Linked DNA regions of Homo sapiens: region 2 is linked to region 1. A link is a loop called in an ENCODE intact Hi-C map of the cell type or tissue named here. Cell type or tissue: prostate gland. All regions are shown on one strand.

Region 1 (8,000 bases):
AAGGCTGATTCTGGGATATATTCATATGTTAAATGCAACTTGTAGTCACCATTATAATGTTTCAATGTGTAATACATTGAATAAATTCCTAATTGCCATGGTCTAGATATGGGTAAGATACCCTTAGTTGTAGAGTAATTTCTAATTTATATACTATGTCCTCATCCTCCAATAGCTTGAAATTGTTAATGTGGTCAGTATCTTTTCAGAAGTCTGCTCAGTTCGATGGCCAGAACTTCTCAATCTGTGAGAGTAATGGCCGTGTTTGGGCACATGACTGTGACCCCACTCTCCAACCCATGTCTGATGGGACCATGTGTGGACACTTGGAACAGACTGAGCCATGTGCTGTCATAGAGATAGAGGAAGAGAGGTGGGAGAATGGGGAGGTGGAGGAGAGGAAGAGGTGGGGGGAGAGAGGAAAGGAGAGAGAAAGGGAGAGAAGGAGACAGGAGAGAGAGAAAAGGGAGAGAGGAGAGAGAAAGGGAGAAAGGCAAGAAAGAGAAAGGAAGAGAGAGAAAGAAAGGGAGAGAGGGAGGGAAAGAGAGGGAGGGAGGGAGAGAGAATGCAGCAGAAAAATTGTTTCCTGGGTTTCTAATTATTTTCCTTCCCGTAGTTTCAGTCATTCAGCCATTTCTCAAGTCTGGCTGCATATTTTTGGCTTTGAATTTGGAGAGACACCCCACCCTACAAGAATTCTTGTAATAAATCTCTCTCCCCTCTTTCTTTCCCTCCTCCCTCCCTCCCTCCCTCCCTCCCTCCCTCCCTTCCTCCCTCCCTCCCTTCCTTCCTTCTTTCCTTCCTTCCTTCCTTCCTTCCTTCCTTCCTTCCTTCCTTCCTCACTCTCTCTGTCTCGGTCTCTTTGTCTTTCTCTCTTTCTTTCTGAATGTGCTAACTTGGTTACTAATACAGCCTAGAACAAATGGAATTGGGAATAGATATCCCTTGGTGAGGTGCAAATCCATGTAGCTTAATAATAAAATAATGGATTTGGATGTTGACAAAAGTTTTAGCTGTTCTCTCCTGCTGACATGTGGGGCTGTCAGGTTGAAACATGGTATAATTCCATTTATGATTCTGAAGCAATGGAATCTCTCTGAAAAACATTTTTCCCCTTTAAATTATTGACACTCTAAAAAGTAGCTTATTGCAGCTGCTCCAAGTGCTGGACAGTTTGGATGATCTGACACGATGCTTTAATCTAAGACCTTGGGTGACCATATCCATCAATTGACCCAAAGGGCAAAATGAATAGAACGGCTCCTCCTGCAGCTCTGGATAAATATGTGTGGTTAATGGGAGGCAGAGGGTAAAATTTCCAGGGCTCTTTGGTCTTCTTTGACAAAATTAAAACAGAAATCCAAGAAAACCCTGAAAGGCCCCATACCTTCTCACCTGTGTCCTAGGACTTTCCCTCTAAAGGTAGCGTGAATGCTGAAGAGCTGAGGCAAACTAGAATCTCGTCCCTAAAATGGACGCTCTCCAGAGGATGTTTGGAAAACCTGGCTGGACATCATGGGCTATTAGTGGTCTTTTATTTTTCCTTTCTTTTCTTTGCTTCTATTTGTTTATTTGCTTTTAAATCGGAATAGAAAGGGGAACATTGGAAGGTGAGAGTGGAATGTCCTTAGAATCAGAGGAAGGCTTTCCTATTGGGAAACAAAGGGCACAGACTTCATTATTTGGAATAAATTGTAAATCGTGCCCTCTCTTAACCTACTGGGTGGTATTGTCCTACTAAAAGATCTGACTCTGAAAAAACATCCTTTCTCCAATGCCTCTCCCTTGGGAGCTTTGAAGATTCTGGTAACGTGGGGAGGTACTGACATTTTGGAAACTCCAGACAGATCTGTTTCTGCCAATGGAGTGATTGTGTGTGCATGTGTGTGTTTAGATTACAAACGATTGGACTAACTTTATGACTGTGATTGTACAATAAGGAGCAATGGGCAAAGCTATCAAATCATTTTAAATTGGCCTCTCAGTATCTTTTCCCTTTGCTGAGTAGCTGGAGTTTATCAGTGGACTGACATATTTCCTAGCATATTGGACCTCAGGCAGTCACTCTCCGTTTTTTTTCCTGCCAGTGTTTTGTTTTGTTCATTCATTTAATTAAAGTGTACCAAGTGCCCAGAAAATGCCTGGAATTGTGCTGGACATGATGATCGCTACTCAGAGTAGATCTGCGGCTGCTCCGTGGAGCCCCGGCTGACCCAGCCAGCATGAGCCAGGGAACCAAGCAGTCAGCACGTGAAGTACCCAATGCCCAGCCTCAGGCAACATGCAGTCTAGTTAGTGAGATGAAGGGCATGCCTATGAGAGCTCCCTAGACAGTGCGATCTCCATGGGTGCAGCAAAAGGCAAACAAGGACTGCCCGCAGGCAGAACAGATCTTGCTGGAGTGGTCACCCAAATCTTCACTAAAGAGGGGTTTTGGCTACATCTTGAAGGACAGGAAGGGCTGGGGAATGCACAAGTGGATGCTAGAGAAGGGAGAGGAGTCCAGGAAACAGTGTAGCTGTGCTGGGGAGACCTGGGTTGGAGCTTGAAAGCTTGAGAGGATGAGACATTGGTTTTGGACAGAGATTGAAGAGCCTTGGATACTGACGGGAGCCCTCCCTTGATCCGCAACTCTGGAATATTTCCCACCCTTTCATAGGCCCCTTTTGACCCCATCCCTGAAGGTTGCAAACTTGGGCATTGTCTTCTCTCTTCTTCCAGGTGAAGATCTCCTCCCAACCCCCAGCAGACTCTCATTTGTTTTTCTTCTAACTTTGTAGTGAAAAAAGAAAAAAAAAAACAACTTTGGATTAAAAGCTCAGTTAAGAAAGTGCCTGACAACCTGACATGGAATGGTGTGGAACTGGTTGTTTGCCTGTGGTTTAAAGGTGGTTTCCCAGAAAAGCTCTCTCACAGACGGCCTTGCAGAATGCAATGCAGGCATGTACAAGGGGTGTGTGTGTGTCTGTGTCTGTGGAGAGTGAGGGTGGTATGGAGGATAGGACATTTATAAGAATATCTGGCATGTTGGTGGTAAGTTTGCCAAGAAGGTTTATGCTATCTTTGTGCGTGTGTGTGTGTGTGTGTGTGTGTGTTTGTTTGTTTTGAGATGGAGTCTCACTCTGTTGCCCAGGCTGGAGCTCAGTGGCATGATCTTGTCACTCTGCAACCTCCACCTCCAGGGTTCAAGCCATTTTCCTGCTTCAGCCTCCCAAGTAGCTGGGATTTCAGGCGCCTGCCACCACACCGAGCTAATTTTTGTATTTTTAGTAGAGATGGTGTTCCACCATGTTGGCCATGCTAGTCTCAAACTCCTGACTTCAAGTGATCTGCCTGCCTCGGCCTCCCAAAGTGCTGGGATTACTGGTGTGAGCCACCACACCTGGCCCATACTACCTTTCTTGCATGTCGAAATACAAAGATAGCTCGTTTCCAGCCAACCTAAGAGGTTTTCTAGGAGAATATATACATATACACACATAAACCTACACATATACGTACACATACATATACACATACACAACATAAACATATGTATATACACATTTGCATATATATACAAATATATTAAAATATATCCTAGATAAAAGATTTTAAAACAGTCTTCATGAATGTATGTATTTTGGGTTTTAGGACAGATATTTGGTCTTCTTTCAGCATATACATCTGTTAAAGATTTTTCTTCTTGGATAATAGGTTTAGTCTGCAGAGCATTGTCTTTCTTTCCTTTGGATTATTTTGCTCTTCACCCAATGTATTTTTGACCTCGATGGCACCTGCCTTCTCCTTAGGGGTTGCATACTGTATTGTAGAAAGAAGGGGCTTCAGGGAGAGACTAGGGTGAGTAAATGAGACCAATCTGGGTAAATGTCTTCCTAATTTAATCCTCTTATTGGAAAAGAGTGTTATGAATGAGCCCCCAAAGGTGTGCTTTTCACACACACCAGCCCTAGAGGGAAGAATCATGGCTGTAAATGTACCTGTGTAAGCACCAAGTTAAGTGGTATTTTATTTTTGGTCTCTAGACTAAAGGTAGGTAGTGATTCTACCTGAAGGACTGGAGGTATGTGTACGACATCCCAAGCTGTGACAGTTGGGCAGGTTGAGGGAGCATTGTGAAGACTGCAGCCAGGCTGCAGAGGGCAGTGTGAGACCGTGGCGTTGCCAGTCCTGTGGCAGGGCCAGTGCTGTTCTTAATATAGGCCACCTGTGGTGTTTCAAGATAAATTATGTTAGATGGGGAAACTAGTCTATTGGATTTGCAGTAAATGTGTGCCAGTTAGCTTTACCCCAAAGAAAGTCTTTCTAGGATTTTCCTCTCTTCGCCAATTTCAAGACATTAAGTACTAAGACTGGCTGAGTGGCAAGCTTGTACCCTTTTCACTTTTCAAGCACATGAATGTGTTGTGACAATTGAGATGATATTTGGTGCCTTATGATGCACTACAATTTAACTGCCTTGGGTGCTAATGCAGCTCTGGGTAGGGAGAGACACTTCTTTAATAATAATAACAACTTTGGCACCTTTTTTTCTAGAATAGTAGGAACTGTAGCAAGTTTGCTGCAGGAGCTTTTGCTCTAGAGCTGGTTCTGGGTGTTCAGCATCCTGTGAAGGTGGGATTCCAGGAGGGGAGGATGTTGGTGGCTCTCAGAGAGAGTGGCTGGTCTGGTGTAGAGGTTAAGTGCATGCTTTAAATTCAAATGGACCTGGGTTCAACTCTGCCTCTCTAATTTACTAGGTATAATACCTCTTCATTTTCCTCATCTGTAAGATTTGGATAATTATGGGTAAAGGATTTCCTGGAGTTGCTGGGTTAAGTGAGATAATATATGTGGAATGCTTAGCACAGTGACCCATAGTAGGGAGCCTCTAGAATGTGGTATCATTACTGGCATTCAATTCCAAATATTTATGCAACGCCTGTTAGGGGATTTGATAGTGGACAATGTCAACAACCCCTTACCGTCTGGTCTGGTGAGAAAGACATCGAGTACTTACTGCATCAGAGCAGTACTGAGGGAAGCATAGCACAGTGACAAGAAGCAGGGACTCTGGTGCCACAGTGCCTGGGTTTGAATCCAGTCTGTTACTTCTAGCTGTGTGGCCCTTGGAAGGTCACAGACCCTACTGGTATCTACCTTATGGGATCACTGCAAAGGTTAAATGAGTTAATACAAAATCTTAAAATGTTGCCTGGCATGTAGCAAGTGTCAGCATCACATGACTGCTTCTCATCGCAGAGTGCGATGAGCTTTAAAAGGAAGAAGATCAGGATGCAGGGGAAGTGTATGAGAGAAAGATGTAAGTGAAATTCATCTAGCGAAGTTCCACTAAGGAGGGGAATGAGTCACAAAGTAAATTAGGGGGAGAAAAGGGGAGGTGGATTTACATGTGCTCTTATGACATAATCTCCAAGATACATTGTTAAGGATAAAAAGCAATGGGGCAGGCCAGTATGCATAGCATGCCCCCATTTAGGTAAAAATAAATTTATCAACCTATTGTCTATGTATGCATATATGTATGCATGTATGTGTGTATCATCTCTCTCCACCTATCATCTATGTATCTATTATCTATGTATCTATCTAGCACCTATCTATCCATCCATCTATTTAATCATGTACTATTTTAGGCAAGGTTCACTAAGGGATTGCTAATAGTATTGTTTGGGGGCGGGGGGTGATCTGGGGAATTGTAACAGAAAGAAGAAAAAATAAATAAACTGGAAAAATGATCAAGTAAGAAGATAGACACCTTTATGATCTTCAGGCTAAAAGGCAAATAGGAAAACCAGGCCTAGCTTTAGGTTTCTGGTTAGAGAGTCCATGCTGCTGGTTCCTGGTGGGAATGGGCCTACTAGTCTCACTAATTTATTTTATTTTGGTAAATATAGTTATTTTTATAAAAATGCTATATATACTAATATGAATGGGCCTATTATTTTCAAATAAATACTTAAAATATTTCTTCCTATTTATTTCTAACATGGGAAAGATGATGGATATAACCTATATAAGTAAAAGTTATGTGGGGACATTGGTTATTTTTTATTCTTTGAGACAGAGTCTCACTGTGTCACCCAGGCTGGAGTGCAGTGGTGTCATCTTGGCTCACTGCAACACTGGCCTCTCAGGTTCAGGAGATTCTCCTGCCTCAGCCTCCCCAGTAGCTGGGATTACAGGCACCCGCCACCACACCTGGCTAATTTTTGTGTTTTTAGTAGAGACGGGGTTTCGCCATGTTGCCCAGGCTGGTCTTGAACTCCTAACCTCAAATGATCTGCCTACCTAGCTTCCCAAAATGCTGGGATTACAGGCATGAGCCACTGCACCCGGTCAGGGGCTTCTGATTCCTAACTGGCTTCACATCAGACAGAGGCCAGCATGGTACTTATCAACTGTAACACTTTATGGATCCTCAAATACCATGTGATTTACTTACAGATTTAGTAAGTCCTCTGCTCTCAATACTGTGTTTCCCAGGGATTGCAGCAATTCCTACCCATATTCTCATTGTTAATAGGGCAGGCTGGAGGGCTCCAGGGAAGCTTAGCAGTTCAATGGCTCCTTACAAATACCACTCCTACTACTGTTACTACTGCTACATAATATTTATTGAGCACTTATGTTTTCCAAATACTGTACATGGGCCCACCCTACATTCAGCCACCAGAAGTTATTAGCAGGTGGAGAAGAGCACCCGCCCTCAGAGCTGATTAGAGGTGTACTGGTTGGGTGGTGTGGGGTTGGGGATGGATGGACTGGAAAAATGCTTGCCTGTGATCTGGAGAGCTGAGCAGGTGTGCTCACCTTTTCCTGCTTGGCCTTTCTTGATTTGAGAAAATCCAAACAAAACAAAACTGAGCCCAGCCCAAAGCAACAAGAATTTTCAGTGTGGAGATATCTGGTTTGAAAAGCCTTCTAGCTTAAAGATTGCTGTGGTGTGAATGTCTGTGTCTCTCTCAAATTCATATGTTGAAATCTTAACCCCCAATGTAATGGTATAAGGTGCTGAGGCCCGTTGGGAGATAATTAGGTCCTGAGGCCATTGGGAGATAATTAGGTCCTGAGGGTAGAGCCCACATGAATGGGATTAGTCCCCTTATAAAAGAGACCCCAGAGTGCTAGCTCACTCCTTCTACCATGTGAAGGCACAGAGAGAACCAGGAAATGGGCCTCATAGACACCAGAAATGCTGGCACCTTGATCTTGGACTTCCAGCCTCCAAAACTATGAGAAATTTCTGTTGTGTAGAAGCTACCCAGTCTATGGTATTTTGCTGTAGCAGCCTGAACAGACTGAAACAAAGGCCGACGTGAAACATCCCTCTTTCTCTTCTGCTTGGAGAATGGTAGAGGACCACTTAATACATTTAAAAAAATCTCTCTTAGTTTCATTTCAGTAAAGGAGAGGGGAGGGAAGGAGAGTGTCGACCTTGTAACGGCAGAGCTTCTTCTCTAGGACGTGCCCTACTGAAAAATCACAGCTATTTTGTTTTTTCAGTTTCACTGGGACATGGGACGGACATTGTTTACTTGTTATTTGAAAGCTACAAAAAGGTCTGCGTGACCCCAAGTTTTTCCCTATAGGCCTTCTGTGGTGCCTGCCACGCCCACCATTAGCAGGACTCCTCAGGGACCTCTGGGAGCTGTGTTCACTTTAACTGACTGGACACATTTTCACGCTCATTTGCACAGCTTAGACTCAGGCATTGGTCTCTGTTCAGCACACCAGCCCTCACCCAGTGGCTGGCACCCAGTGCTCTCCAGCTGCTCTGAGTCCCACACCAAGTCCCTCACCACCTGACACATAAATGTTCCTGACCTTAATTCTCACATTAAGACTTATCTGTCCCGTGTCCCAGTTCCCCTGACTGCTTTCCTGGCCTCTAGGTTATTTGTAGGTAACGACTGGGTATTCATTAGATCTGGGGTTTTAAACTGTATTCTAAAGAACCCAAGAGAGCCCACAAAAATGCCTTTGGGGATACAGTAGAG
Region 2 (8,000 bases), 950 kb after region 1:
AGATACTTTGTATTTATGTATAACACAGAGTAGGTGTCTAGTGGGACATCCACAAGTCCTGCAGGTCATGGGTGATGGGTTGTTTGAAGGACTTTCTAGAGCATCACAGGACATGTAGCACCCATGCCCCCATTCACTAGTTGCCAGTACCACACTGCAAACACTAACAATCTACAAGCACCCCCATATGCTTCTAAACTGCCATCTGTGAGGACAGTACTGTCCCCTTGAACACCACTGACTTACACAGTAATGTAGATGTGCATACCACACAAGTAAGTTTAATAATCTACTAGAATATAAAGTAACCTTTTATAGAATTACTTTTACACAGCCAAAAATAGACATTGTTATGCATTCTATTAGACTATAATCGGAATTCTATAGGTGGTGAGTCCTTATTTGTTTTTAGCAAATGCCAAATTGACTCCTAAAATTATCCATACCCATGTTCTTTTTGTTTTCCTTTGAAAAAAAAAAAACATGGGCCCCTATTTCACAACAATACAATAATAAAAAAGTGTGATTTTAAAAATAATCTTATTTCCAAAGATACATCTTCTCTAAACATTTTTTTATTTTTCAATTTATTTATTAAATAAAGAACTTCAGATCTTATTTTTCATGAATTCCACAAAGTTTAGTTATGGATATGACAAGCAAAGCGAAACAAAAGAAACAACAACAACAATAAAATAAAGCTATCCACTTTCTGAAATCCTATTTCTTAAATGACGGATGAGCATAGATGTTTTCCTCCCATTAGAATGAAAGAATGTGTGCTATAATAATGCAGGGAAGATCTGTATTTCCATGCTAAAATAAGATCTTACAATAGCATAACCTCAGTGGTTGACTAGCTTCTGTTTTTCAAGCCAAGACACCATTTAAAAACACCAAATTGTTATTAATTCTCAAATTCTTAACTGATGTATGAATTGGAAGATTTAACTGTATCTTAAAAAATGAGTTAGTGAAGGAAAATATTTTCCAGAACTGTTTCTTATTATTTACTACATGGGATTTAAATGTTACTAAAAATAAATCATTTACAAGGTCTTAAGCCATGGCTCAAATATACATATGTGGTCTACACAAGTGGTTGGGGATGGGAGACTAGATGAGCCGTGGGGTTTGAGGGTTACTTCTACTCATGGTCTTTCACCTAGAGCCACATCTGTTTTATTTATTTGTATGCATCCACAACATTTTATTCTAATGAAAGTTTTCCCCATCTAAAAAATTTTGAAAACCACTGCCCTAAGGGAAATTAGGCAGCAGATGTAAACAAGTGTAATATAGGTCAAATTTCATCACAACAAATACTTTAGTGACAAAAATCTCTATATAGAAAAGATTTTGGAGCCCTAGACAATAATCCATTTGTCTTAAGAAATATACAATACAACACAATAAAAGAATCCAGGCAATCTTTTTATTATAATGGCCTCTGACCTGTATTCCTTGCTTGGTAGAAGAGTCTTTAAGATGGAATTCAGTGTTGTTAGTTTCCTCTAGGTATAGCCCCTTTTCTTTCAATCCGCTTGCTGTCTGACCAATGTTTACAGTGAAATAAAAGACTTGTGTAGTTAGAAGAGGCACCTAGAAAAGTGTTCCATAAACCTGAAATGATTACTATTCAACCTTGATTCCAAGAACAAGGCAACAGTAATCATAAAAGTAATATCGAGTCCTTCTGTGGTAGGGTCAGCTAGTGGCTACCCAATGCCGGTTCTCTTCTTCCTTGTTTTCCAAAACCTGCTCTTCGCTTGTACACATTGGCATCTGAAAACTAGTCTACCTTCTCCACCCTCCCTTGCCATTAAGTGCAGCCAATGAAATATAAAAATGTCATGTGGGTCTTCAGATAAGGCCACTTCAAAGGCACAGTCTTAGCAGAAAGGGGTTGCCATCCCCCTTCCTGCAGTCTAGAAGTCAATTGTAATGGCTGCAACTCCGTCTGTCATCTGTGAAAATTAGTTATCCTTGAGGATGGGAACCATGTGTTGTGAGGCAGAAAAAATAGAAGAACCTTGAGTTCCTAACACTTTTGGAGAGAGCCACCCAACAGCCTTGGAATGCCTATTTCTGAACTACTACTGCACGGAAGAATAAATACTTGTATGACTTATCCACTGGTCGGTATTCTGTTCCTAGCAGCCACACATAATTAACACATCTTCCTATCCTAACCAGCATACCCTTCTCCGTGCTGTATTCTGGGATTATATGGCTTCTATTTAACAACTTGTTCAAAATATACTGTGTACCTTTACTATATACCAGGACCTGTGCCAGCACCCGAGGTTTTAGCAATTGAGGTAAATAAGACGTACATCTTACCTTCATAGAAAGCTTCTTAATTCCAGGCATTCTAATAGGCAAAATGACCTCCTTAATTTCTTTAAAATTATAATAGAGCTAATCATGTGTTAGTTTTATTTTGTAACAATTAAAATTTGTGTCACCTTTATTGAGGTATAGTTAATACAATAAGCTGCATGTTTTATGGTATAATTTGATAAGTTTTGAAATATGTGTATATCCATGAAACCATCACCACAATCAAGATGGTACATATATCCATCATGCTGAAAAGTTTTCTTATGTCCTTGCGAAGCCCTCTCTTCTGCCCTTCCCACTTCCCATCCCATCCTCAAGCAGCCATTACTCTGCTTTCCTTTCCTTTAGATTAGCTTGAATTTTTTTTTACAGTTTCATATAAATGTACCAGTTTTTGATCAACAATTCTGATGGAAAAGCACATGGCTAAATATAAGCATGTTTTTTCTCAGTCTAGAGACCTAATCTGTTTCCCAGATTTTGAAGATGGCAAACTATTCTGCTATTGTTTGTTTTTTCATAACTTACAGGATTTTATCTGGATTAGCTACATATAGATAAGAAAGGAGTCCCTTGATGTTCACCCTTTCCATTGTATCCTTGATCAAAGAAAAATATTTTTACTTGTGGGTATGGATGGATGCCAAGCTGAGATTTAAACATATTACAGGATTGCTGGAACAGAGAAGTTACTTTAAAAGATCCCCATTTAATTCAAGATAGTTACTGGCTTCTAGACTCTCTATATGCATCTTAGGGAATAAAGAAAGAACACCCCCACACCCCCCCCCACAAAAACTTTGAAAAATTTCAAGTGTTCCAAGTATTAGGAGTTTTTATGTTACCATACATTTTTCTGTAATGATCTCAACTGATCTTACAAGGCAGTTTCAACTTAAATATACTATAAATGTTGATACTTTGTAAAGGGTATGAGCAGGGGCAGGATTACTAGATAAAATATAGGACGTCCAGCTAAATTTAATTTTTACATAAACAATACATAATATTTTAGTATAAATATGCTTCAAATATTGCATAGAATGTAGCAATGCTAAAAGAAAGGATTTTTGGGTTTTTTAACCTGAAATTCAAATTTAACAAGGTGTTCTGTATTTTCACTTGGTAAATCTGGCCATCTTCAGAGTGTGTGTGGTGGGGGTTGGGAGTCGTGATGAATTTGGGAGATATGGCTGGGCAGAGAGGAGAAAGAAGGAGGTCTGAGTGATGGCCGAGATTGGGATAGATGCCCTGTGTGGAACCTATTGAATGGATCCACTTACAAAACTAAAATAAACAGTTTCTAATTGTTACGGCCTAAAAGTAAAAAGTTGTTTATAACCTGTGAGTAGGATCACTTTATGTCAACTTTAAATGATTTTAGAAGCCTGATGTCTGGATCCGGAAGTTGCCCTCCTGGGAAACTCTTTGGACTTGGGTAGTTCTAGCCCTGTGGTTTTTCAGTTGAGTGTCTTATATACAAACTAACCCTTGGTTCAACTGATAAGAAGTTAAACATTTCAGTAAACATGGGATAAAATTTCCCAAGACATCCTTGGGAAAAGGTATTTTTTGGAGGAAAGATCATGTCTAAGGAGGCTTTTATATACATTACACCCTGGAAATTGAAAGACATCTAATTCCCAGAGGTTTCTAGCTCCAGATAACTTGCACAATGCTAAGTTACAAAACCCTATCTGTATGAATGTGACTCAAGCTCATAAAAGTTTCCATCCCATCCAACTGGGGAAGCAACTTCAGAAAGCCTCCTTATTAGCTGCCAAAAATCTTCACCACATACGACCCACCCCCACTTTCTGCTTCTTCCAGGTCATTCACCACTAATGACTGCTATTAATGACTAAGCTATGCCAAAGACAGTATAAGAGGGGGTGGGGGTGGGGGGGGGGGGTTGCAGAGGACAAAAGTAAGCTTTAGGAGTCCCTGTTCTCAAATACATTTCCTTTCCTACTCTTGGACACCATCCTGAATTCCTCCAAGCAGTGCTGTTTAGATGTTTGGATTAGACTCCCAGTTTGCCAACTGCGCATCTGTTTCTCCCCCCACTAAGGGAATCAAGTGCAGGTTGGAAACAGCTCATGGACTATGTAAGAAGACAGGCCCCTGCAAATCAAGGCAGAGCCAAAACCATTAAGTCATTAGGTCTTGTGTTCTCAGGTTTTATAGCGCTCTTATTCACCAGCCATGGTGGAAGCCTTTCTGACGTGCTTCTGACCGCTCAAAGATAAGGTCACATGGCACCTCAGGCCTGTGTAGTGAGCACACAAGGCTCTTTCTTCCTTCCACAGGCAGTGCTGCCTGCGTGATCTGGGCTTATGTAGGAAATGAACTAGATGTTGTGATTTGAGTAGTACTGGGAAATTCTCTCCTTCCTCCTTCCTTTGCCTCCACCCAGCCACCAACTTACCCAAATATTCCAAATATCTTTCAGGTGACTGATATCTGATCCCAAAGCCATCTTGAACTGTCAAGAGTGCAAGTGAAATTCATGTTGGGGGATGTTCACCATTAGTTTAACATGACTCTCCCAGATTAAATGAAAACTCATAGGTTAAGAAAATGGCGACTATAACTCTTAAAGCTGTTGGTGTTTCCTAGAGAATCATCCACTGCCACTTCTTTAATAATTTCAAAATGCCTTACATTTATAAAGTGATCAATAATTATTTGCTTATTTGACAAAAAGAGATATAAAAAGAATGCAATAAAACATGCACTGGTAACCTCTCATATAGGATGGAAGACACATAGGTACTTACTTATTTCCTGACCAAATAAATATCAAGTATGTTATTTGACCAAGTTTGCCCAAAAATCTCTTCCCATTAATGTCTTGCCCTAACTCTCTTAGTGTTTCTGATATCTTTCATGTTCCTCTTAAAGTTTAAACAAACATCTCTGATTGTGTCAGCACCCACATGGGCAAAATAATTTCAAAATTATGTTTTAAAAAAATCTCAAAATTATTATTATTATTATTATTTGAGACAGAGTTTTCGCTCTTGTTGCCCAGGCTGGAGTGCAGTGGTGCGATCTCGGTTCACTGCAATGTCAGCCTCCCGGGTTCAAGCACTTCTCCTGCCTCAGCCTCCCAAGTAGCTGAGATTACAGGCACATACCACCATGCCTGGCTAATTTTTTTGTATTCAAGATTATTTTTTAAAAAACAATTTCAAATTCCTATTTGAGAAACAGAATAAGTTACAGCACACTTAAGGAAAAAACAACAGTAAAGTAGTGGGAGAAGTGGATCTGGAGAGCAGTCTTAGCCCTGCTGCTGCTGCTGCTGCTGCTACTGTTGGTGGTCGTGTAACGTATTGTCTAAACCAGACACTTGTGAGCGTGAAAGGAAGGTGCGAAGGCAAATTAAGCTGCAGCGACAGGAACTCAACAAACGAGGGTGCGAACTCACCCTCCAAGTCAGTTTCTCTCAGAAACTCAGTTTCATGGTCTATGAAATTCAGAGTAAGACAAAATGCAGTTCCTTCAACTCCAAAGCCTTTAGCTGAGAGCCAATTCTCATTTCTTCTTCCTAACTTCACATCTATTTTAAAATAGAAATGCATACTTTGTTTATTCATGTCTCCTCTCACGTCTCTGTTCAATGAACATTTCCGGCCACACAAAATCATTCTGGAGATCAATTTCAGGAAATTCAGTCTTCCTAATAGTCTTAAAGACAGCCACAGCTTTCAGCACTCTGTCAGAAATGCTGTTACTCAAAGGGATGTGTGGACCACTATATCTACTCACTCTTCCTTGGATATAATTTTCCTTTTAATTAGAGCAGGAAAAGAGTGATGGACAATGATGGGAAGACCAATGCAGAATACTTACTCTTCATAGCTGAACCCATTTTCTCCAACTGCCCCATTTTCATTCACAGATCTCCTTTTGCCACACGGCTGCATTATACAGCTTCATTCTGAAATGGCCAATAGATTACACATGCCCCTTCTTCCTGGCTAACAAGAATAACAATTTATTACTGATTCATGTATTATTTCAATTGATCCTCATAGCCATTCTTGAGAGATCTGTATTTGATGATTCAGATAGGACAAGTGACTTTTATAAAGAGACGCAGCTAGCAAGCATCAGGAAGAAGTGGAACCCATTCCAACTTTATTATGCCACACTTTCCCTCAGAAATCCTATCATTAATGAAGTGAAAAGACTAACAACACTGAGTAACAGTTGTGTTTTAATATACTTAAACTACTTAAATACCAGAAGTAGGATGGCATCAACACTGCAGTCAATTACATGTCCATGTATGAAACTCTTATTCAACATTTGGCATGACTGTCCTTAATCCCCAGCTAAGGGAAAGTTACGGATTATTCTTTCTGAAAAAAAAATCACAGGATGCCCAAATGTTAGAGCCAACACTTGTGGATTGTTCAATGATTTTATGTCTTGATTAAAACGACAACCACAAAAACTCATTTCATCTAGCCAAAAAGAAATGGACAGTATGAGAGAGAGTATTCTTAAAAGGGGTATCCATAGAACAGGTCTCAAACTTTGCTTTTAAAGGACAAAGTAAACACCTCATTTAAAAATAGTGAGCAACTCAAAAAATCTTACATGCTTATTATGAAAAAAAAGTTGATGGGACTAAAGACTCACCGGGGGAAAAAACACTCAGCTATTTGGAAGTGTCCTCTTATTCCTTAATATGACTGCCACTAAGTTAACCACCCCCCAAAAGACCTAGGATTGGATTTCAAAATTTAGATGCTCTAAATAATCCCTAAGTACTCTTGAATCCATGTTAAATGCTGAAGTATTTATAAATATTTCTTTTAAATACACAAAATTTTAAGTTCATCCAGGCAGGTGCAGGAATATATCATATGCCAACAAACTGTCAAAACTTTTGACAAAGAGTCAACAAATTGTGGCAATGTTTTTAGAAGAGCACACGGCTTTGTGTGACATAAAATTCAATGCCAAGGAAAATCACCAGCCCCATCTGCAGTAACTCATTTAAAAAAAAAGATTTAAAAAAATTCCCGTCTTTCTACAGATGTCATTTTCCTTGCCAAGGAATTTAGTCTTGTAAACTATTACTATGCCTGACTTAGCCTTAAAAGCCTTTGGACCTAGTAACTGATCAAGGTGTGGGAACCATAGTCTAAATTCTGGTTCTCAAAGTTGAGTTGAAAGATGATGACAAACCTCAAGCAACCTTTGCCAGAGAACAATGAAGCTGCAAAAGGGATTGGAGTCAGAAAAGGGAGGATGCCAATGCTTTCTTAAAGAGTCACAGTTTAAAACAGGAAATTAGAATAATTTTTTAAAGTGCTGCTGAACCATTACCTTCATTACATACTGGTAAGTAATTTCTCTTACAAGGTGCATTTTGTTTATGCACTGATTTTGACATTGTTTTCTGAATTTTTTTTCGTTTTAATAGAACAATGAGAATCAGAAATAGATGTGTCTGAGAATGATGAGTAAATTTCATGTATATCAAAAAGCAAATATCCATTGTAGAAACAATGAAGGCTAGGCTCTCAGCTAGGAATCAGAGGGTTTTAACCATGTAACAACAACAGCAACAGCTACAGTGGTGTGACCCTTGTCTTCAGAGTCCATCCTGTAAACGGGGAGATCAGATATCTACACCT

Evidence for each region. Hi-C counts contacts between places; a loop is a spot of excess contacts. Peaks named below come from ENCODE experiments on the same cell type or tissue, not always from the same donor. Only the 100,000 strongest peaks of a DNase experiment are listed, where the experiment ranks them.
Region 2: it touches region 1 in a loop (2.5-fold over the local background); 2 of 110 quality-filtered maps call a loop at or near these places.

What each region holds. Positions count from the first base shown.
Region 1 is chr2:67,836,806-67,844,805 of GRCh38, reverse strand. No RefSeq gene overlaps it. Among named protein-coding and RNA genes, the nearest start is that of LINC01812, 15 kb to the right of the region's middle. In prostate gland, a CTCF peak has its summit at 4,151 (motif pointing right); a DNase peak (open chromatin) is centred at 4,135.
Region 2 is chr2:66,885,476-66,893,475 of GRCh38, reverse strand. No RefSeq gene overlaps it. Among named protein-coding and RNA genes, the nearest start is that of LINC01799, 15 kb to the left of the region's middle. In prostate gland, no CTCF peak of the experiment used is centred here; a DNase peak (open chromatin) is centred at 4,475; H3K27ac peaks cover 446 bases.